3 separate regions of the Homo sapiens genome follow, and regions 1 and 3 are each linked to region 2. The links are chromatin loops, found by intact Hi-C in ENCODE. Cell type or tissue: OCI-LY7. All regions are shown on one strand.

What was found. A loop is a pair of places that touch in the nucleus more often than their neighbours do. Peaks named below come from ENCODE experiments on the same cell type or tissue, not always from the same donor. Only the 100,000 strongest peaks of a DNase experiment are listed, where the experiment ranks them.
Region 1: it touches region 2 in a loop (4-fold over the local background); 3 of 110 quality-filtered maps call a loop at or near these places.
Region 3: it touches region 2 in a loop (7-fold over the local background); 95 of 110 quality-filtered maps call a loop at or near these places.

The regions. Positions count from the first base shown.
Region 1 is chr2:47,691,196-47,699,195 of GRCh38, forward strand. It overlaps a transcript of MSH2 not described here and the pseudogene RPL18AP6. Among named protein-coding and RNA genes, the nearest start is that of MSH6, 88 kb to the right of the region's middle. RefSeq lists enhancers at 1-433, 3,337-3,880, 4,970-5,514, 5,515-6,058, 7,148-7,692 and a silencer at 4,302-4,351. In OCI-LY7, a CTCF peak has its summit at 3,692; DNase peaks (open chromatin) are centred at 4,226, 5,996, 7,480, 7,979 and 1 weaker place; H3K4me3 peaks cover 5,849 bases; H3K27ac peaks cover 8,000 bases.
Region 2 is chr2:47,763,580-47,771,579 of GRCh38, forward strand. No RefSeq gene overlaps it. Among named protein-coding and RNA genes, the nearest start is that of MSH6, 16 kb to the right of the region's middle. In OCI-LY7, a CTCF peak has its summit at 4,530 (motif pointing left); DNase peaks (open chromatin) are centred at 4,512 and 7,972; H3K4me3 peaks cover 525 bases; H3K27ac peaks cover 5,279 bases.
Region 3 is chr2:47,433,410-47,441,409 of GRCh38, forward strand. The region is part of intron 7 of MSH2 (mutS homolog 2); the gene reads left to right. Among named protein-coding and RNA genes, the nearest start is that of MSH2, 34 kb to the left of the region's middle. In OCI-LY7, CTCF peaks have their summits at 4,071 (motif pointing right) and 4,270; a DNase peak (open chromatin) is centred at 4,082; H3K27ac peaks cover 385 bases.

The DNA of each region.
Region 1 (8,000 bases), 72 kb before region 2:
CAGGCAGCGACCCACTACTTTGTACTCTCGTAGTGTGCCCGAGGCCTTCATGGCGTGCTCTCCGCGTTCGCCGCCACCCGCAAAAGGAGACTTGCTGATAAATTTTGTAACATAAAAACAACAGGAACGGCTGGGCGCGGTGGCTCACGCTTATAATCCCAGCACTTCAGGAGGCTGAGGCGGGTGTATCACCTGAGGTCAAGAGTTTGAGACCAGCCTGGCCAACATGATAAAACCCCGTCTCTGCTAAAAATATAAAATTAGACAGGCGTGGTGGCTTGTGCCTGTAATCCCAGCTACTCAGGAGACTGAGGCAGGAGAATTGCTTGAACCTGGGAGACGGAGGTTGCGGTGAGCTGAGATCGCACCACTGCACTCCAGCCTGGGCAACAAAAGTGAAACTGTCTCAAAAAAAAAAAAAAAAAAGAAAGAAAGAAAGAAAAGATGTGATTGACAAAAAAAAAAAAAAAATTTGGTTATTTCTGTGACGTACAAAAATTTAACATAATAATCATTATAATTGATAACATTTACTAAGACATATCAGAATTTTAGGAATCTCACACAATTTTGGAACACATATTAACAACACATTTATACAAATAGAACTCAGAGAAAGTTAAACGCCATTTCTTACTTGACAATGCTTCCTGTGTGACATTTACATACAAAATAAACTTAGTGTGTCTCTCTTGAACTTCCAGCGGCTCTTTTTGGAACTTGAAATTTAATTTTAGGAAGTTTGTTAAATATGAAAGGTTTAAAACATTTTATCAAAATAGGATCACAGGTCACTGTAAAATAATAATCATTCATTGAGCCAAAGTGATAATTCAAAGATTTCAAAAAGCAAAAACTTTACTCTTTGATAGAGAAGAGTCTCATTTTCCCAACAATCAAAAGACCTAATAAAGACAGCATGAGGCAAACAAAGTCTGTCTCTCCCTCTCCCCTCATTTTTTTCAGTATACTTAAAAGTAAACAAAAATCTATTATTACCCCTTATTAATACTAGATGAAAATCTTTTTCAAAATTCTACCTTTGCATCAGTGTATTATTAATGGCAAAGCTAATTTTAACAAAACCTTATAACAAATTCACCCAAATTCAATCAGTTTGACCATACACAATAAGAGTTCCATAAACCTTTTAGAACCTCTTATAATTTTTTTCATTCTCTTTCTTTTAGCTTTTTATATGCATTCCATTTTATCTATCATTCCTTTTATTTCTTAAATTTCTTTTTATTTATGTATTTATTTATGTATTGAGACTGAGTCTCTCTCTCTCTGTCACTCAGACTAGAGTGCAGTGGTGCAATCTCAGCTCACTGCTGCCTCAGCCTTCTGGGCTCAGGTGATCCTCCCATCTCAGCCTCCTGAGTAGCTGGGACTATAGGCATGTGGCACCATGCCTGGCTCATTTTCTGTAGAGAGGGGGTTTTGTCATGTTGCCCATGGCTGGATATCTGTTGTTTTTTTTTCCTTGGTTTTTTTTTTTTTTTTGAGATGGAGTCTTGCTCTGTCGCCCAGGCTGGAGTACAGTGGTGTGATCTCAGCTCGCTGCAACCTCTGCCTCCCGGGTTCAATTGATTCTCCTGCCTCAGCCTCCCTAGCAGCTGGGATTACAGGTGCCCAACACCAAGCCCAGCTAATTTGTGTATTTTTAGTAGAGATGGGGTTTTGCCATATTGGCTGGGCTGGTCTCGAAATCTTTATCTCAGTTAATCCACCAACCTCAGCCTCCCAAAGTGCTGGGATTACAGGCGTGAGCCACCACACCTGACCCTAATTTTTTTATCTTTTTGAGACAGGGTCTCACTCTGTTGCCCAGGCTGAGTGCAGTGATGTCATCACAGTTCACTGCAGCCTTGACCTCCCAGGTTCAATTGATCCTCCCACCTCAGCCTTCCAAGTAGCTGGGACTACAGGCATGCACCACCAAGCCCAGCTAAAAATATGTATTATTTAATTTGTCTCAGCAAAACTCTAAGGGTATAGAGTTACCAAAAAGATTTTAGAAACTTTTTTTTAACTCTTTCTTTCTCTCTCTGTATAGGAGACAGGGGTCTCACTTTGCTGTCTAAGCTGGACTAAAACTCCTGGAATCAAATGATCCTCCCACCTCAGCCTCTTGAGTAGCTGAAACTACAGGCGTATGCCACCACGCTTGCCTCTGAGAAACCTTTTTAAGAAAACACATTATAAAACATAACTATTATTAAAAGTTCATTGTAGGCCAGGCAAGGTGGTTCATGCCTATAATCCCAACACATTGGGAAGCTAAGGCAGGAGGATTGCTTGAGCCCCGGAGGTTGAGGCTGCAGTAAGGTATGTTCATACCACTGCACTCCAGCCTGGGCAACAAAGCAAGACCTTGTCTCAAAAAAAGAAAGTCCATTTGTAAACTTTTATCTCATTGACATTTATTTATTCTTAACAATTGTGTTTGAAAAATTGTATGAGACATGAAACAAATCTAGTCATTATCTCAAGTTAAATTTTTTATTAACTATTTTTATATGTTAGGCAAGTATCAAAAAAGCAAGAACTTTGAAGTTAAATACATGTATAGTTTGCTGATAAGTCAAAAGACATAGTTCTTTTTTTTATTAAACCAACAATATTAAACTAGTCCTTGGCCAGGCGCAGTGGCTCACGCCTGTAATCCCAACACTTTGGAAGGCTGAGGCGGATGGATCACCTGAGGTTAGGAATTTGAGACCAGCCTGGCCAACATGGTGAAACCCTGTGTCTACTAAAAATACAAAAAATTAGCTGGGCGTGGCGGTGCACCCCTGTAATCCCAGCTACTCTGGAGGCTGAGGCAGGAGAATTCCTTGAACCCAGAAGGTGAAGGTTGCAGTGAGCACTGCACTCCAGTCTGGGTGACAGAGCAAGACTTGGTCTAAAAAAAAAATTAAATATAAACCAAAAGACTGCTAAAGTCACATTAACTGGTGTCTTGTGAAAGGGTCATATATACAAAGTGACCCTGATAAGCAGAAGGAGCCAGGAAACTGAAGAAGAAGGGAGACAAGTCCAGCTTGTCATCATAGAGGTGATTTTATTGGGGAACTTACAGACAGAAGTGTGGTGTTGGGCAACCACAAGACAGATCGACCAGGAGTGGTGGCTCACACCTGTAATTCCAGAACTTTGGGAGGCCAAGATGGGTGGATCGCTTGAGCCCAGGAGTCCAAGCCTGGGCAACAGAGCGAGACTCCATGTCAAAAAAAAAAAGAGGGAAGAGGGCCAACAGAGCATTTGCAGTTTTTAGGGCCCAGTAATAATATATGAAAGGCAGGCACAGCGGGAAAACAGAACATCTAGATCTTTAAAAATCAATTCCGGACGGGCGCGGTGGCTCACGCCTGTAATCCCACACTTTGGGAGGCCGAGGTGGGTGGATCACGAGGTCAGGAGTTCAAGACCAGCCTGGCCAAGATGGTGAAACCCTGTCTCTACTAACAATACAACAATTAGTCGGGCGCAGTGGCAGGAGCCTGTAATCCTAGCTACTCGGGAGGCTGAGGCAGGAGAATCGCTTAAACCCAGGGGGCGGAGGTTGCAGTGAGCTGACATCTCCCCACTGCACTCCAGCCTGGGCAACAGAGTGATACTCTGTCTCAAAAAAAAAAAAAAAGAAAAGAAAAAAAAAATCAAAGATTCCACTTTTACACTGAAACCCAAGACCCTAAAAAGAGGAAAATACCACAGGAGGCTGCACAACACTTCCACAGTGCACCTCACTACAAAGATATTCCCCCGAAGCTGGTGGGTGACCCACTGCCAATCAGCCCACTTTGTGACCAGCCCACCTCCCATGGGAATCTTGTCCGTTGGTGGTGAGTGCTCTTACAGCCTCTAAGTGTTCAAACCATGCCTTTCTTAAGTAAACGTGCAAAGAAGAAAGTAGCCCCCTGCAGTAATAACCATTCATTGAAACTGTTATCGGCCACCTCTAAAACTGCAGCTTTCATCAGCAACTAGCCAGCCATCACACACACAAAGGTCAAGTTCTTTCTCACACTACAGCTTACTCCCTGGTACCCTCAAAAGCCAAGGAGAGAGGGGGCCCAGAAGAGGGTTGCCCTTTTCACACTTGAATGCAAAGGGTTTTATAAGAAACCTATGAGGGCTAGGCATCTCATTTGCATAAGATGTGAATTTTTGGTAGCTCCACTCCATCATCCTAATGTGCACCTGGGCCCTTAGCTTGAGTTACTCCAGATTGCTTTATTCCCCTTACTGCGCATGTGTCAGGGGACGGAATTTTGCATTGCAGGCATGTCTGCAAGGGCAAGTCACCTGTGTAGCCTTTCTTATCTATGCGGCAGTGGGCATGTCTTAGGGAAGCCCCTCTGTATGAGTTCCCTTATCTGTGCCTGCAGCATGCAGCATGATTTTTTTTTTTTTTTTTTTTTTTGAGACAGAGTCTCACTCTGTCGCCCAGGCTGGAGTGCAGTGGCGTGGTCTCGGCTCACCGCAAACTCCGCCTCCTGGGTTCACACCATTCTCCTGCCTCAATCTCCCAAGTAGCTGGGACTACAGGCACCCACCACCACGCCCAGCTAATTTTTTTTTTTTTTGTATTTTTTAGTAGAGATGGGGTTTCGCCATGTTAGCCAGGATGGTCTGGATCTCCTGACCTCGTGATCCGCCCGCCTGTGCCTCCCAAAGTGTTGGGATTACAGGCGTGAGCCACTGTGCCCAGCCTCCAGCATGATTTTTTTAGGCCGTTCTTTTGTTTGAAAGAATTCAACTAAGGATCCACTCTGCCTGCCTGACCGGTTTCTTCCTTTCTTCTCTCTCATCGGGTCCCGAGTTCCCATGACTGCAGCTTCCAGAAGAGCAGAGCTTTGGTATCCTACTCACAGCGCCAAAACTGCAGGGGCCAAGGTAAAACTTGCCCTTTACCCTCTGAAGGTTTGCTGAAAAATCAACTAACAATAGCAGATTTATTGGCGAAAAGGAATACAAATTTATTAGCGTGCATATGGGAGAGAACCACAGAGTGATTATCCCTACCATGCAATGGGGTTCTGAAGCTTGTATGTCATCTTGAGGTTCCAGAAAGAATGGGGGCTTTGGTTGTGGCAAAACAGGTTCTGGGAGGGGGAGGAGGCCTGACTAGCAAAGGTGGTCTTGTTATGCAGATGAAACCTCACAGGTAGCAGTCCTCAGAATAGATGATAAATGTTTCTTTTGAAACCACCTTTGCAAAAATTCTAACAGTGAGAAGATTATGACAGTGAAAGAGATCTGACCTAACCAACCCCATCTTGCCTCTAACCTTCAAACTGCCCTTAATCATTCCTGGACTTAGACCAACCTAACTTTGGGAGACATTTAGTTTATAGTTTAAATGATAATAACCCTTACCCAAAACTAAATCACCTTTGTAAAGCTAATGAGAGACTACCAGGTTAGGAGGATGTGAGCAGGCTGAATTCTAAGGTGTAAACATAAACAATTACCAGCCATTATGCTGGAGGTCATAAGATTTGCAACTCTCCCAGTTACTCCTGCAGATAACATCACTATTACTTTTAATCGCAAAAACTGCAATTATTTTGCACCAACCTAATAGAACCTAAGATTGGTCTTTTGTTGTTGTTTTGTTTTTGTTTTTGAGACAGAGTTTCGCTCATGTTGCCCAGGCTGGAGTGCAATGGTGCGATCTCGGCTCACCACAACCTCCGCCTTCCAGGTTCAAGTCATTTTCCTGCCTCAGCCTCCCAAGTAGCTGGGATTACAGGCATGTGCCACCATGCCCGGCTAATTTTGTATTTTTAGTAGGCTAATACTAATTTTAGTATTTTGGTCAGGCTGGTCTCGAATTCCTGACCTCAGGTGATCCTCCCACCTTGGCCTCCCAAAGTGCTGGGATTACAGGTATGGGCCACTGCGCACAGCCAAGATTGGTCTTTTGAGATATCTTTTCAGGTTTTTGCATTTCTGACTAACGATGAACCAATGGCTCCACTGAGACCTGCTGATCTCTGCCACCTGGTCATGTGGCCCCACCCAGAAATAGGCTCCCTGGCCTGCCAAACTATCCTTAAAAACCCTAACCTCTGAATTTTTCAGGGAGATTGATTTGAGTAATAATTCAGTCTTCCACGTGGCGTGGCCAGCCTTGTATCTATTAAACTCTTTCTTTATTGCAATGCTGTGGTCTCAGTGAATTGGTTTTGCCTGTGCAGTGGGCAGGACGAACCCATCAGGTGGTTACACTTTCAGACTTTTAAAGGTGTCAGACTGAAACTGTTGTACTTGAGCGAGTTAGAGAAAACGCCACACTTGTAGACGAATTAAGAGTCTGTTTATTTAGCCAGCGGCCAAGAGACGGCTAACGCTCAAAGTTCTTTAGACCCCAAAGAAGGAGCTAAATTTTCTTTTATACTTTGGTTTAGAAGGGGAGGGGGGGGTCTAGTTAAAACAATTTTACAGAAGTAAAGTAGGCAAAAAAGTTAAAAGGATAAATGGTTACAGGAAAGTAAACAGTTCCAGGTGCAGGGGCTTTAAGACTATTACAAGGTGATAGACGCGGGGCTTTGGGCGTTATTAATCGGGCGTTATTAATGGGACGAATTCCTGGGAACTGCGGATATAGCTCACCACAGCATCTTATCAGTTCATTGCATTCTTGGATGTGCTGGGAGTCAGCTTGCACAGGTTAAGTCCTTGAGGAAGGGGCTGCCAGTGAAAGAGCCAAGATGGAGTCTGCCTGGCTCTCTTAGCTAAGGGAGAGTCAATTCAGGTGGAAACAAGGCTAGGTGATTAAAGGAAAGGGAGAGTCTAAAAACAGGGTTAGTAAAAACAAGGTTAGGCATTACAAAACTGCCTTTGCAAAAATCATAACTGAGGAAATTATGACAGTGAAAAAGGTCAGACCTCACTGATTCCACATTGCTTCTAGCCTCTAAGCTGTCTGTTCATTCCTGGGTGTAGGCTGAGCTAGTCTTGGGAAGGAATTTAGTTTATAGTTTAAACTCTGAACCAACAAAATTGACAATAGCACTTTCTGGAAAAAAACCCTTGCTTGCGTGGAGACCAGTCTGTCTTTGTAGGACTAACTTTCATGCACGTCCGTGTGAAGAGACCACTAAACAGGCTTTGTGTGAGCAATAATGCTTTTAATTACCTGGGTGCAGGCGGGCTGAGTCCGAAAAGACAGTCAGCGAAGGGAGATGGGGTGGGGCCGTTTTATAGGATTTGGGTAGGTAAAGGAAAAAGGGGGGTTGTTCTCTGGCGGGCTGGAGTGGGGGTCACAAGGTACTCAGTGGGGGGGCTTTTGAGCCAGGATGAGCCAGGAGAAGGAATTTCACAAGACAATGTCATCAGTTAAGGCAGGAGCAGGCCATTTTCACTTCTTTTGTGGTGGAATGTCATCAGTTAAGGCAGGAACCGGCCATCTGGATGTGTACGTGCAGGTCTCAGGGGATATGATGGCTTGGCTTGGGCTCAGAGGCCTGACATAATTAGCCACAAGATTAGAAATTATGATTTAGGAGCCATGCAGTCTCTGGCTGGAAGAGTCTCAACCTCCCCAAATTGCTTCTGGGAATAAGATCACTGTTGCAAAACCTAAGATCAGTGTTTGAGATATTTTGCAGACCCTGCATTCCAATGCAGCAGATGACACCACTCAGACTGCTAATCTGGCTCAACCAGTCCTGTGATCCCATCCAGGAACAGAAGTCAGCAAGAACTCACTTCAACCCCCTGTAATTTTATCTTCAATCCGACCAATCAACACTCCCTACTTCCTGAGCCCATACCTGCCAAATAATCCTTAAAAACGCTGATCCCTGAATGCTCAGGGAGACTGATTTGAGTAATAATAAAACTCCAGTCTTCCACACAGACGGCTGTGCATGAATTACTCTTTCACCATTGCAATTCCGCTGTCTTGATAAATTCGCTCTGTCTAGGCAGTGAACAAGGTGAACCCACTGGGTGGTTACAAGACTCTCAGTTAATCTTTCCTAGAT
Region 2 (8,000 bases):
GTCTGCTAATGGGCTATCTGGAAAGTCAGAACACAGGTCTCTTGTTTTTGAGTCTTGATCTGGGTAGGTCTGCAGTCTGCATGCCTGGGCCGGCCTGAGGAATAGAGGGGAGGCTGTGGTGAGTGGGGAGGTGCCTATTCTGGGAGGGCTGGGCTTCACTGGAGACCTGGGGTTCGCTCCCCATCCTTCCCACCCTCCCAGGCAGGAATGGAGACTGGTGAGCTGCACACCTTCCAACGAAGTGATGCAGGGACGTGCCTGTAGGGGATGGGCTCCTTGAAATTATCACCAAAACAGGCTGGGCGCAGTGGCTCTTGCCTGTGATCCCAGCACTTTGGGAGGCTGAGGCGGGCAGAGTACAAGGTCAGGAGTTCAAGACCAGCCTGGCCAATATGGTGAAACCCCGTCTCTATTAAAAATACAAAAACAATTAGCCAGATATGGTGGTGGGCGCCTGTAGTCCCAGCTACTCGAGAAGCTGATGTAGGAGAATTGCTTGAACCCTGGAGGCAGAGGTTGCAGTTAGCCGAGATCACACCACTGCACTCCAGGCTGGGTGACAGAGCAAGACTCCGTCTCAAAAAAAAAAAAAAAAAAAAAGAAATTATCACTAAAACAATCTTTGAAACAAACCTAGGTTTGTTTTGCCTGAGGTGAGGCAAAACACTACCTGAACAAAATTTTAGGAGGTTCTGGCAGAGAGAGGGCAGTCTGGTTTAAGGTGGGCATTTCAACGCACAGACTTCATTAAAATTGGGTGAGAAGCATCTTACAATAGTTTAGATTAATGGATACAGCAAAGCAAGGGTTTAGAGGCAAGGATATTGAAGAGTCTTGGGGAGTGAACTGTCCTTTGATATTTCCTATTAAATAACTGAACACTGGCCGGGTGTGATGGTTCATGCCTGAAATACCAGCACTTTGAGAGGCCGAGACGGGCAGATCACTTGAGGTCAGGAGTTTGAGACCAGCCTGGTCAACATGGTGAAACCCCGTCTCTACTAAAAATACAAAAATTAGCTGGGCTTGGTGGCGCATGCCTGTAATCCCAGCTACTTGGGACCCTGAGGCAGGAGAATCTCTTGAATCCGGGAGATGGAGCTTGTAGTGAGCTGAGATCGCGCCACTGCACTACAGCCTGGGCAATAGAGCGAGACTCCGTCTCAAAAACAAAAACAAAACCAAAAACACAAATAATCGAACACTTTGATGTTCATGTAAATCAGGATTTTTCCATCTCAGCCCTTTTGATATTTGGGGCTAAATAATTCTTTGTGGGGGTGGGGGGTGCTCTCCTGTGCATTGCAGAATCTTTAACAGCATCCCTGGACTCTACTCAGTAGATGTGGGTAGCACCACCAGCACCATCCCAGTCTGACAACCTCAGATGTCTCCAAATGTCCCGGGAGAGGGGGGTGCATTTAGATTTTAATGTCTTTCAGGAAGTTCCTGGAATGAATAAAGTCATTTGCAACTTTTATCGTTCTTGCCAAGAGTTTCCTATAATAGTAAAATCACATTGATAAAAACAGTGGAAGAGTAAAGTAATGTTGATACAGACTACAAGCCTGGTTGGGGAAGATGGTTTAGGCTCGCACTCACACCCTCGGCTCAGCCTGCTGCCTTGCGTCTCCCAGTCCTGTGGGGTTTGGACTTCTGTCTCCTAGTCTCCTATTCATGGTCAGCTTTGTCCTAGAAGAGATTACATCTCTAAAGTCCACAACCAGGCTGGGCACCGGTGGCTCACGTCTGTAATCCCAGCATTTTGGGAGGCCGAGGCTGGCGGATCACTCGAGGTCAGGAGTTTGAGACCAGCCTGGCCAACATGGCAAAACCCTGCCTCTGTTAAAATACAAAAATTAGCCAGACACAGTGGTGTGTGCCTGTGTGTGCCCCAGCTACTTGGGAGGATGAGGCAGGAGAGTCGCCCGAACTTCTGAACTGCAAAGGCAGTTTCAGAAGTTATCCTAACCCATTTCTGTGCTGAAGCTCAGAAAAAAGGAGGACCACTCCTGCCACTCAGTGAATGTATTAAAGAAAAAAATGCTTCATGACACTCGTTGAAGATAGTTAGGCAAACTTTATTAAAGGAGGGACTAGGAAGATAGCTATAGAAACCACTGCAATGGGCTGCTGAAGTTGGGGAGAGATTGGGAGACTGAGCTCAACTCCAAACACAGCACTGCAAGTAGGAATGTATAGCCAAGGAGCAGTGGGGGGCAGAGGTGGGTGATGCATGGAAATTATTAAGAGGAAACATTGGGGGAAGGGGATATCCTGGCTAAACTGATCTGACAGGATTCTTGTTGAAGGCAAGCAGGGTGATCAGACATTACCCAGAGTGCGGCGGAGGATGAGGAACCTCATTAGATATTGTCAACCTAAAAGGAAGAGGCTGAGGCACAAAATATAAAGAGTTTACTTGAGCCAAACTGAGGACAGCTGCCTGGAAGACTCAGACCCAAGTAACCCTTGGATATGGGCTTTGTTTGATCTTTGTCACAAGCAAGTTTTTAAAGGCAAAAACGGAGGCTAGGGAGCAGGCTGATACAAAGTTGTTTGTGGGCCAGGCCCAGTGGCTCATGCCTGTAATCCCAGCACTTTGGGAGGCCGAGGAGGGCAGAACATCAGGTCAAGAGATCGAGACCATCCTGGCCAACACGGTGAAACCCCGTCTCTACTAAAAATACAAAAATTAGCTGGGCGTGCTGGTGCGCACCTGTAGCCCCAGCTACTCGGGGGGCCTGAGGCAGGAGAATCACCTGAACCCAGGAGGCGGAGGTTGCAGTGAGCCAAGATCACACCACTGCACTCTAGCCTGGTGACAGAGCAAGACACCGTCTCAAAAAAACAAAACAAAACAAAACAAAAAAACCCACAAAGTTGTTTGTCAGGAATTCTTCTCATTGGTTGACAGAAATAGCATTGATTAATGATTGGCTATACATTGTTAAGCTATAGGGCGTGGTAACAATGTCTAGGACGGCATTATTAGGTTAATTTATAGCTACTTATGGCAATAGCAAGCCGTTTCAAGAGATGAAGGCATAGCTCAAAGAGGGTAGTTAGGGCATGATTGCTTGTCTCATTTTAGAGTCTCTCTGGGAGTGATAATTTAAAAGAACTCACCTCCTAAAATAAAAGTGATCAGGGTCGGGCGCCGTGGCTCATGCCTGTAATTCCAGTACTTTGGGAGGCCGAGGCGGGTGGATCACCTGAGGTCAGGAGTTCGAGACCAGCGTGGCCAACATGGTGAAACCCCGTCTCTCCTAAAAATACAAAAATATTAACTGGGCCTGGTGGCGTGTGCCTGTAATCCCAGCTACTCGGAAGGCTGAGGCAGGAGAATCACTTGAACCTGGCAGGCGGAGGTTGCGGTGAGCCGAGATCTCGCCATTGCACTCCAGCCTGTGTGCAAAGAGGGAGATGCCATATCAAAAAAAATAAAAGTGATCAGATATTGGCCGGGCGCGGTGGTTTGTGCCTGTAATCCCAGCACTTTGGGAGGCTGAGGCAGGAGGATCACCTAAGGTTGGGAATTCCAGACCAGCATGGCCAACATGGTGAAATTCCATCTCTACTAAAAAAAAAAAAAAAAAAAATACAAAAATTAGCCTGGAATGGTGGCGCACGCCTGTAAACCCAGCTACTTCAGAGGCTGAGGCAGAATTGCTTGAGCCCCAGAGGTGGAGGTTGCAGTGAGCCAAGATCATGCCACTGCACTCCAGCCTGGGCAACAGAAGCGAAACTCTGTCTGAAAAAAAAAAAAAGTGATCAGATATCAAAGGTAGGGAATTCTTGCTCAACTGACTTAGGATTCTTGTAAAAATTGGATGATGCAAGCCGGGCACCATGGCCAAAGCAGAAGGATCATTTGAGGCCAGGAGTTTAAAACCAGCTTGGGCAACATAGTGAGACTCCCATCTCTACCAAAAAAAATATATTTTTTTAATTAGCTAGATGTAGTAATGTGAGCATTAGTCCTAGCTATTCGGGAGGCTGGGGTGGGAGGATCCCTTGAGCCCAGGGGTTTGAGGTTGCAGAGATAACACAGAAACCCAAAAGTCAAGCCTAGCTGGAAAAGAGCTCAGAAGTGCCTGAGTAGAGTTTGGTCAAGTAGAGAATTTTTGTCAAAAGTGAGGCTGGAATCCCAATGCAAAGGTCTGATTCCAAAATAGGGTCGCCAAATTTAGCAAAACTATTGCGCTGGACATAAGCTAAAAAAAAGTATACCTTTCCACAAAAGATGGTGGCCTAGGGAAAAAAATACTATTTGTTTATCTGAAATTCAAATTTAAGTACATGTCTCTTTTCAATACTCCTTCTCTGACCTTGCGTGGTGCTTGCCTTTGGGATTAGGGCGAGGGGTGTGGGGGTGCCGGCCACTGAACTGGAAGACCAGGGGCCAGACCCTGGAGCCCAGGGACAGTGGGAAGATGAAAGAGGGGCTGCAAAGCCCAGTCGCGCGAGCTTGTTCCGGCGCCTGGTCAAGAGTGCCCTCTGGTGGCCACACGGCGCCCTGCACCCGCAACCAGCGCAGCCCAAGCAGTGGGGACCCGGCCTCTGAGGCGGACACCTGTTCTTGGTTCTGACCTCTACTAAGAGCACAAGTCCGCCCCGGGACTGTAGAGAAGGAAGCCGGGAGGACAGGACAAGTTCAGAGCCACCTGGGATAGACTTTTCAAACCAGTTGTCTTAACTGGAGGCTCTGATCCGCTCCCTGCCAAGGGTCAGCCACTGTCTTGCCGGGGCGGCTGATCTGCAAGATCCTCATACCCCTGAATTTTCAAGGCCCGAAGGAGCAAACGGCTGATATCTGCTCTTCCTCAAACCTCTCGCTGCCCACCACCCTCCTGGCCCCTCTGCTCACTTCCAGGGTGTGGGAAGTCAAATCAAAACTGAGGGCAAGCCGCCGCAGTGGCACGTGCCTGTAGTCCCAGCCACACAGGAAGGAGTGGGAAAGAGGTGGGAATCGCTTGACCCCAGGACTTCCAGACTGCCCAGCGCTGTGATCAGGCCTGTGAACAGCTACTGTACTCCAGCCTGGGCAAAGCAGCAGGACCCTGTTTCTAAACAGGTGAATAAGTGAATTAATACAATTAAGAAAGAAAAAACGGCCAGGCGAGGTGGCTCACACCTGTAATCCCAGCACTTTGGGAAGCCTAGGTGGGCAGATCACAAGGTCAGGAGTTTGAGACCAGCCTGCACAACATAGCAAAACCCTGTCTCTACTAAAAATACGAAAATTAGCCTGGTGTGTTGGCATGCGCCTGTAGTCCCAGCTACCCGGGAAGCTGAGGCAGAAGAATCATTTGAATCCAGGAGGTGGAGGTTGCAGTGAGCCGAGATCGCGCCACTGCACTCCACCCTGGGCGACAGAGTGAGACTCTGTCTCAAAAAACACACACACACACAAAAACAGTCACATAGAAATGTGATTGGACAAAAGGGGGTGTGACCTAAGAGTAATAGATTAGGAGGAGCTCAGCTAGGCCTGTTTGTTCAAATTCTTTTGTGTCTCTGTATGATATTCCTTCTCTCTAGGTATGGGGTAGGACACCTGTCACAGGAGGATCTTCAAGGGAGAAGGGAGGAGGTCAGAGAGTGACCTTGCTAGTTTTTAGGGTTTGTTTCCAGGAAGAGGAGTTCTAGTTTCTCTGACCCACTTTAGGAGAGAAAGGCGAATGGGAGAAAGGAAGTCAGGAGTTCAGAGAAAACTTATTGCTTCTGCAGCCCTCTCAATCTCCTGAAGCTCAAAATACCCTGCATTCCAAGGTGCCATACTTTGGGGCATCATGTTCTGAGCCCAGTGGCAAACATGATCCACATGGGCCCTGTTTTCTTGGGGCTGTTGAGGAGACAGGGGTGGACATAAATCGTCACACAGGGCCGGGCACGGTGGCTCATGCCCGTAATCCTGGCACTTTGGGAGGCCGAGGTGGGCAGATTGCGTAAGCTCAGGAGTTCAAGACCAGCTTTGGGCAACATGGCAAAAACCCATCTCTACAAAAAATACAAAAATTAGTTCGGCATGGTGACGGGTCCCTGTAATTCCAGCTGCTCAGGAGGCTGAGGAAGAATTGCTTGAAACTGGGAGGCAGAGGTTGCAGTGAGCCAAGATCGCACCACTGCATTCCACTGGGTGACAAAGTGAGACCCTGTCTCAAATCAAAAACAAAAACAGTTACACAGCACAGAGTGCCAAAGAGGCATGTCCCACCTCCCACCCCAGGGCCTAAGGAAACCCACCTGCTGGCCCTTTCCTCTGAGAACTGCAGAGCCCAGAATCCTGTGGGATGCGCAGGCAGTCTTCCCAAGGGCCCTCCTGTATCAGCCGGCTTTTCACACTCTTTGTCTGTGTACTTGGTGCTAGACGCCTCACTGCCCATGCCAGCTTGGTTAGAACTCACCCTGCAGTCTCTGTGTATGGCCCAGGGCCCTGTAGAACTCTGAAGGCCCCACACGTGGTCCCTAGGATGCTCACCTCCCTTCTGCCCTCCCATATCCACTCACCCTGCAATGGTGTTGGGAAGTGGGACCTTTTGGGAGGCGTTTAGGCCATGAGGGCTTGGCCCTCCTGGATGGATCAATGATGATTGGATTTTTTTTTTTTTTTTGAGACGGAGTCTCACTCTGTCGCCCAGGCTGGAGAGCAGTGGCGTGATCTCGGCTCACTGCAAGCTCTGCCTCCTGGGTTCATGCCATTCTCCTGCCTCAGCCTCCCGAGTAGCTGGGACTACAGGCGCCCGCCACCATGCCCAGCTAATTTTTTGTATTTTTAGTAGAGACGGGGTTTCACCCTGTTAGCCAGGATGGTCTTGATCTCCTGACCTCATGATCCACCTGCCTCGACCTCCCAAAGTGCTGGGATTACAGGTGTGAGCCACTGCACCCAGCTATGATTGGATTATAAAAGGGCTTGACAGAGGGAATTCATCTCTTTTTGCTCTTCCACATTCCTTCATGTGAGGACAGTGTTCCTCCCTTGTGGAGGATGCAGTGTTCCAGGCACCATCTCAGAAGCAGAGATTGGACCTTCACCACACAATAAACCTGCTGCTGCCTTGACTTTGAACTTACCAGCCTCCAGAACTGTGAGGGATACATTTTAGCTCTTTATAAATTACTTAGTCTGTGGTATTCTGTCACAGTAGCATAAAATGGACTAAGACATAGTGGCCTAAAATAATAATATTTATTGTTGTGCATAATTCTGTAGGTTGGCTTTACGGTTCCTCTGGTCTCAGGTTGGTTTGTTTGTTTTTTTGAGATGGAGTCTCCCTCTGTCACCCAGGCCGGAGTGCAGTGGCGTGGTCTCGGCTCACTGCAACCTCCGCCTCCCAAGCTCAGGTGATTCTTGTTCCTCAGGCTCCCTAGTAGCTGGGACTACAGGTGCCTGCCACCACACCTGACTAATTTTTTGTTTTTGTTTTTTTGATACAGAGTCTCATTCTGTCACCCAGGCTGGAGTGCAGTGGTGCAATCTCAGCTCACTGCAACCTCCGCCTCCAAGGTTCAGGCGATTCTGGTAATTTTTGTATTTTTTAGTAGAGACGGGGTTTTGCCATGTTGGCCAGGCTGGTCTGGAACTCCTGGCCTCAAGTGATCCTCCTTCTTCAGCTTCCCAAAGTGCTGGGATCACAGGTGTGAGCTACCACACCCAGCTGTCAGGTTTCTTATTTATGTGTCTCAGCTGCAGGTCAGGCAGATGGCTCTGCTGATCTTGGTTGGGCTCCTTCACACATCTGAGGGTCAGCTACTCTGGATGTGCTCTGCTAGGCTGACTCAGATCTCCTCCACATTCCTCTCCCATTCCTCATCCTTCCAGCAGACTAGCTGGTGTGCTCTCATGACAGTGGCAGGAGGCCAAGAAAAAACAAGCCCAATTGTGTGGGAAGGCAAGAGGAAGCTCCCATGTGCTTTTCAAACCTCTGCTAACATCTTATTGGCCAAAGCAAGTCACATGGTGAGCCAGAGACAAAGTGGGAGGGACTTACAAA
Region 3 (8,000 bases), 330 kb before region 2:
CTTCCCAGTAGGGGCGGCCGGGCAGAGGCGCCCCTCACCTCCCGGATGGGGCGGCTGGCCGGGCGGGGGGCTGACCCCCCCACATCCTTCCCGGACGGGGCGGCTGGCCGGGCAGAGGGTCTCCTCACTTCCCAGTAGGGGCGGCCGGGCAGAGGCGCCCCTCACCTCCCGGACGGGGCAGCTGGCCGGGCGGGGTGCTGACCCCCCCACCTCTCTCCTGGCTGGGCGGCTGGCTGGGCGGGGGGATGACCCCCCCATCTCCCTCCTGGATGGGGCGGCTGGCCGGGCGGGGGGCTAACCCCCCCACCTCCCTTCCGGACGGGGTGGCTGCCGGGCGCAGACGCTCCTCACTTCCCAGACGGAGTGGCTGCCGGGCGGAGGGGCTCCTCACTTCTCAGACGGTGTGGCTGCCGGGCGGAGGGGCTCCTCACTTCTCAGACGGGGCGGTTGCCAGGCAGAGGGTCTCCTCACTTCTCAGACGGGGCGGCCGGGCAGAGACGCTCCTCACATCCCAGACGGGGCGGCAGGGCAGAGGCGCTCCCCACATCTCAGACGATGGGCGGCCTGGTAGAGACGCTCCTCACTTCCTAGATGGGATGGCGGCCGGGCAGAGACGCTCCTCACTTTCCAGACTGGGCAGCCAGGCAGAGAGGCTCCTCACATCCCGGACGATGGGCGGCCAGGCAGAGATGCTCCTCACTTCCCAGACGGGGTGGCGGCCGGGCAGAGGCTGCAATCTCGGCACTTTGCGGGGCCAAGGCAGGCAGCTGGGAGGTGGAGGTTGTAGCGAACTGAGATCACGCCACTGCACCCCAGCCTGGGCACCATTGAGCACTGAGTGAACGCGACTCCGTCTGACATCCCGGCACCTCGGGAGGCCGAGGCTGGCGGATCACTCGCGGTTAGGAGCTGGAGACCAGCCCGGCCAACACAGCGAAACCCCGTCTCCACCAAAAAAATACCAAAACCAGTCAGGCGTGGCGGCGCGCACCTGCAATCGCAGGCACTCGGCAGGCTGAGGCAGGAGAATCAGGCAGGGAGGTTGTAGTGAGCCGAGATGGCAGCAGTACAGTCCAGCTTTGGCTCGGCATCAGGGGGAGACCATGGAAAGAGAGGGAGAGGGAGACCGTGGGGAGAGGGAGAGGAGGGAGAGGGAGAGGGAACCTTTTGTTTTATTCCAGTAGGACCAGCTAGAAACAGAAGGTGATTGACCAGTATTAGGGATGGAATCAGGGTACAATTATGGAGACAGGCTATCTAAACAATTCACTCTCACCATTTAAATCAGCTGTTTGATCATTTTTTTTCCATATATCTTTACCATCGCATAGTAAATAATATCCTTTTTATTTTCAAGAGGGAGTATTGGCCTTAAGTTAGGAACTCTCTTAATTTTTTTCCCCCATCATCCCACCCGCACTTCTTACTCCTTACTTCCTACTTGCTTTTATTCTTTACTGGCTCTTTACCACTGCGTATTTTTAGGTGCATACATCTATTTTTTAAAAAAGCACCCTTGTTCCTGGGTCCTCTTCCAGTACCATCTATTAATATATCTCTCTCCCTCTTTCCACTCCCAGCTGGGTTTCTGAAAGCGTGCACTTCCCATCTTCCATTCATTCATCTGGTTTCCAGCCCTGACCACAGTACTGAAATGGCATTTGCTAGGTGACCTTTATTTTTTTTTAAATCCAGTGAATGCGGTATAGTCCCCCCGCTTTTTTCTTTCTTTTTTTTTTTTTGTTTTTTGTTTTTTGTTTTTTTGAGACAGAGTTTTGCCCTTGTTGCCCAGGCTGGAGTACAATGGCGTGATATCGGCTCACGGCAACCTATGCCTCCCCAGGTTCAAGCGATTCTCCTGCTTCAGCCTCCCAAGTAGCTGGATTACAGGCACCTGCCACCACAGCTGGCTAATTTTGTATTTTTAGTAGAGATGGGTTTTCTCGATGTTGGTCAGGCTGGTTTCGAACTCCCGACCTGAGGTGATCCACACACCTCTGCCTCCCAAAGTGCTGGGATTACAGGTGTGAGCCACTGCGCCCAGCCTTGGTATAGTCTTTAACGAAAGTTCACTGATCTTGAAAATTTTGATCTTGAAACTCTTTTTTTTTTTTTTTTTTTTTTTTTTGAGATGGAGTCTTGCTCTGTCACCCAGGCTGGAGTGCAGTGGCACAATCTCAGCTCACTGCAACCTCCACCTCCCAGGTTCAAGCGATTCTCCTGCCTCAGTCTCCCGAGTAGCTAGGATTACAGGTGCCCACCACCATGCCTGGCTAATTTTTTGTATTTTTTTAGTAGAGATGGGGTTTCACTACATTGGCCAGGATGGTCTTGAACTCCTGACCTCATGATCCACCCACCTCGGACCTCCCAAAGTGCTAGGATTACAGGCGTGAGCCACCATGCCCAGCCTTGAAACTCTCCTAAGGTTATGTTAAACATTTTTGTATTCTTGGTTTTCTTTTTGTTCCATGGGTTATTTCTCTTTATCCTTCTTTTTAGCTTTCTTAAGTGTTCCTTTACCTTATCAAATTCTATTTTTGGCTCCCATTTCACTTAATAAGAGGAAAAGCTGGGATTTTTTTTTTTCTTTTGTGGAGACAGAGTCTCACTTTGTTGCCCAGGCTGGAGTGCAGTGGTGCGATCTCAGCTCACTCCAACCTCCGCCTTCTGGGTTCAAGCGATTCTTGTGCCTCAGCCTCCTGTGTAGCTGGGATTGCAGGCATGTGCCACCACGCCTGGCTAATTTTTGTATTTTTAGTAGAGATGGGGGTTTCACCATGTTGGCCAGGCTGGTCTCGAACTCTTGTCTTCCAAGTGATCTGCCTGCCTGGGCCTCCCAAAGTGCTGGGATAAATTTGAGCCATTGTGCTCGTCTAAGCTGGGATTCTTTGAATGAGTTCTTAGAGGCTTCCTGAAACTTTGTGCAACATTTTGTGTATGTGTATATTTTCTGGGGAAAGGATTTGTAACTTTCTATTTTTTGAGAGGGAGTCTCTGTGGCTCAGGGTGGAGTGCAGTGGTGTGATCTCGGCTCACTGTAACTTCTGCCTCCTGGTTCAAGTGATTCTCCTGCCTCAGGCTCCCAAGTACCTGGAATTACAGGCATGTGCTACCACACCTGGCTAATTTTGTATTTTTAGTAGAGACAGGGTTTCATTATGTTGGCCAGGCTGGGAATTTGTAACTTTCATCAGATATCCCAAGGGATATATGTCTTTCCTGGTAGAGAGGGAAGAAACAAAAAACGTGTGTAAATACCCTCCTCTCCCCCAGAAGGTAAGAAGTACTGCTCTGCACATTCCTTGGGTGATCTTTCTCACTCCCTGGGATAATTAAGGAAGTTAGGGATTGGGGTTGAGGGTAACTTGGCATCCTTCCCCAACCTCCCTGTATAGGCACAGTCTAATATACTTGATGACAGTTTGCAACAAGTCAACAATTTCCTACTTTTCTGGTGTTAGGTTTAAGTTATATAGACCTATGGTGATCATAACATTATCTAAATCAGATGCTTCACATTATAGGTCTTGCAGCTGATGTCCAGTTTAGGTGTTTGAAGTGGCTTAGCCTGGAAAATGTTACAGGGGAAAATCTGCTTTCCATGTGTTATGCTCAGAGCTGTGTTCTTTTCTTTTACACAATATGTTTGACATTTGTTGAATTTTAGGTGTACCCTGGTCATTAGGAACTCCCTAAAGGATCTCTGTGAGGTTTTAAAAAAACAAAACAAAACAAAAAAACAGTGGCATTTTGCAGAACTCAGTATAGCTCTTTACCATACTGACTGCAAGGAGAAAGTAAAAAGTGAGACTAATTTTGCAATTAGTCTCCCAAGTTTCTTTACAAGAAAATAGACCAAAGGTACTATGTTTAAAAGCAAAATCATGGCTTAAAAGTTTTTCTTTTTCTTAATATATTAATATATTGCTATAAATTGAGTATTGCTCTCTTGCTATCTTGTGTTTTTTTGGTTTTTGATTAACTCTAAGCTTAATGTTATTCCTGACAAATAAATAAATAAATAAATAAATAAATAAATAAAGTGAATTCAGAGAGACAGTAGAGGGCAGCAGCCGTTTAGAAAGTAGATTCACATTGAGTGATTACGGCTCTTTTAAATCTTTCTCCACTAAGAGATAGCTAATTTCCGAAAAGGTATACTTGGCCTCCCATATTCCTTATGTCTCTTAAAACTAAAAAAGCTGGGACAAAACTTAAAATAACAGTATTCTACGGTTAGGGCAAATTTCTGATACTGCTTAAAACAATTTACCGAGGTATCTTTATTTTTTTTTGAGACAGGGTTTCACTCTGTCACCCAGGCTGGAGTGCTGGAGCCTTGACCTCCTGGGCTCAGCTCAAGTGTTCCTCTCACCTCAGTCTGCCAAGTAGCTGGGACTACAGGCATGCACCATCATTCCCAACTAATTTTTTAAAATTTTTTGTAGAGATGGGGGTTTCATCATGTTGCCAGGCTGGTCTCGAACTCTTGGGCTCAAGCAATCTGCCCACCTCGTCCTCCCGAAGTACAGGGTTATAGGCATGAGCCACCACTCCCAGCCTCAGATTTTTTTATTGATGAATTTTATTATAACAGCTACAATACTGAGATGCATAACCCTTCCCTTTCCTGATACCCAGTTATCATCTGTTTCTGTTTAATACACTCCTTAAGTACCTCACATTTGCTATTCCCCTGCCCCCCATGGTCTATGCATCTTCTTCATTGAAGTGGTAGTAGTCTTTGTTAGCTCATCTGGTCATGTCATCAATTCAGAGCACATTACCTCTTTAGTTCAGAACACATTAATTGCTTCCCATAATCTTCAGGACACGGCCCCATTTCTTCACGTGGCTTGGCCATTGCTTCCCTGTTCAGCTTCCCCCACACTCCCTCACCTACACCTTCTGTCTCAGTATAGTACTGCTAGTCTCCAGACATGCCATGCCTTTTTATGCTTCTATGCGTGTTTTCCTGTCTTTAATGTCCTTGTCCATGTGATGAACCCCTACTCATTTTTCCAAGATTGAACTCAAATGTCACCTTTTCTGTGAGCTTCTCTGCTCTTCTCATGCAGAGTAGAAGTGTTTATCTCCATTGCCCTTGACCCTAAATAACAGTACATTAGTATAATAATCACATTTTTTACCTGTTTGTGTGCTTTCCTTCTAAATGGAGAATAAGAATATAAAAGTGATTTATTTGGCATTTCTGCAAAGGGAGATGATAAAAAGAATCTGCGTTACTTAGCCTTTTTAAAAAACCCTTAGCCTATGAAGGCTACTATTTAAGGTTTGGTTGGATTTTGTATGTTGGAAATATGTTCTTTAAATCTCATCTTCATCAGTTTATAAAAGCAATATAAGTTCTTTGTAGATCATTATCATGCCATCCAGATGTAGTCATTATTGTTTTGATATAGGTTGTTTCAGTCTTTAAACCAAATTATACACTGTTCCGCTGTAACTCTTGTTTTGAAAACAGATTTGTTCCAATGTGGGTGGTATATTAGGGAACAATTTGAGCATAATGTAAATTTTGAGTTTGCTTATGCACAAATCCCTAGGCAACACTAGGTGAATGCAGAAAAATGCATGCAGCTGAACTCAGCAGTGTAGATATATACAAAAGATACACATACACACGCTCTTCAAATACCTACCTTATTTTCCTGTATGTGTTATGAACCATACCCATTCACATCTGGTATTACAACTTTGCCACCCATTTCAGACAGTATTCCTTTGACCATTCTGCAGTAACTCAGAAGCTGCAGCCCTTTAGAAGTCTACTCCACTGTGGCTCACGTCTGTAATCCCAGCACTTTGGGAGGCCGAGGTGGGTGGATCATGAGGTCAGGAGATCAAGACCATCCTGGCTAACACGGTGAAACCCCGTCTCTACTAAAAAAAAATAGAAAAACCTAGCCGGGCGTGGTGGTGGGCATTTGTGGTCCCAGCTACTCGGGAGGCCGAGGCAGGAGAATGGCGTGAACCGGGGAGGCAGAGCTTGCAGTGAGCCAAGATTGCGCCACTGCACTCCAGCCTGGGCGACAGAGCGAGAGTCCGTCTCAAAAAAAAAAAAAAAGAAAAAAAGAAGGCCACTCCACAAGCAAACCGCAGATGTTTTGCAAGGTGACTTATTTATTGTAATAGTTGTGTATTTCTTAACCATTTCACATGTATAAAACTGTGCTACTACTTTTATGAGGTTCCTGTCTTTATTTTTTTTAACATGTCGCTGGTGAAGGTTCTGAGAGTTGTGGCTTGAACTCCAGTTTTCTCATAAGCACGGTTTTTTGTTGTTTTTTTTTGAAATGGTCTCGCTGTGTTCCCCAGGCTGGAGTGCAGTGGTGTGGTCTCGGCTTTCTGCAGCCTTGGCCTCCCAGCTTAAGCTATCCTCCCACCTCAAGCTATCCTCCCACCTCAGCCTCCCAAATAGCTGGGACTGCAGGCGTGAGCCTTTGCCCACCTAATTTTTATACTTTTGTAGAGACAGTTTTTCCATGTTGCCAGGCTGCTTTGGAACTCCTTAGCTCAAGCAATCAGCCCGCCTTCACCTCCCAAAGTGCTGGGATTACAGGTGTGTCCTACCACACCCAGACGGCTCTGGTATTTACTGCATAGTGTTCTGATTTTTAGGAATACATACGTTGCATTATATAGCAGAACTGGCTGTATTCAAAAGTCTAATAGAAAATATTGATAGGGTGATAATGTATATAGTACTAATTGTCAGTTGCCATAATTTAACTAATATTGTTTTACTTTTTACTTTTTTTTTTTTTGAGATGGGGCCTTGCTATATTACCTAGGCTGGTCTTGAACTCCTGAGCTCAAGGAATCCTCTTGCCTCAACCTCCTGAGGATGTTTGACATTTTTTGACTTTTTTTTTTTTTTTTTTGAGACGGAGTCTTGCTCTGTCTCCCAGGCTGGAGTGCAGTGGCATGATCTCGGCTCACTGCAGCCTCCACCTCCCGGGTTCAAGGGTTCAAGCACTTCTGCCTCAGCCTCCTGAGTAGCTAGGATTACAGGTGTGCACCACCACCACGGCTGATTTTTGTATTTTTAATAGAGATGGGGTTTCACCATGTTGGTCAGGCTGGTCTTGAACTCCTGACCTCGTGATCCTCCTGTGTCAGCCTCCCAAAGTGCTGTGGGTACAGGCGTGAGCCTCCATGCCGGCCGGCTTTTTGGCAATTTAAATAGTTACAGTTACCTATTATAATTGATATTTAGCTAACATCTATTTTTATTTTAATATTCCAGGAAATTATTATGCAGAAACTTTAAAGGTCTGTGTACTTCTCTGGTGTTTTGATTTTTTTTTTTTCTTTTTCTGTGAGTAATTTTCTAAAACTGGTTTCTAGGCCAGGCTATTTATGTCTTGCTTTTTATTTTTTTTGGCGATGGAGTCTCGCTTTGTTGCCCAGGCTGGAGTGCAGTGGCGCTATCTCATCTTGCTGCAACCTCTGCCTCCTGGGTTCAAGCAGTTATCCTGCCTCAGCCTCCCGAGTAGCTGGGACTACAGGCACATGCCACCACGCCTGGCTAGTTTTTTGTATTTTTAGTAGAGGTGGAGTTTCACCGTGTTGCCCAGGCTGGTCTGGAACTTCTGAGCTCAGGCAGTCTGCCTGCCTTGGCCTCCCAAAGTGCTAGGATTACAGGTGTAAGCCACTGCTCCCAGCCTTATTATTTTATTTTTATGGATTCGGGGTATATGTGCAGGTTTGTCCCATGGATATATTGTGTAATGGTGAGTTTTGGACTTCTGTTGTGCCCATGAACATTGTACCCAATAGGTGGTAATTTTTCAATTCTCATCCCTCTCTCTGCCTCTGCCCTTTTGGAGTTCCCAGTATCTGTTAATTCTCTCTGTATGTCCATGTGTACCCATTGTTTAGCTCCTCTATTTTTTATTTTATTTTATTTTATTTTTGAGACAAGAGTCTTGCTGTATCACCCAGGCTGGAGTGCAGTGGTGCAATCTCAGTTC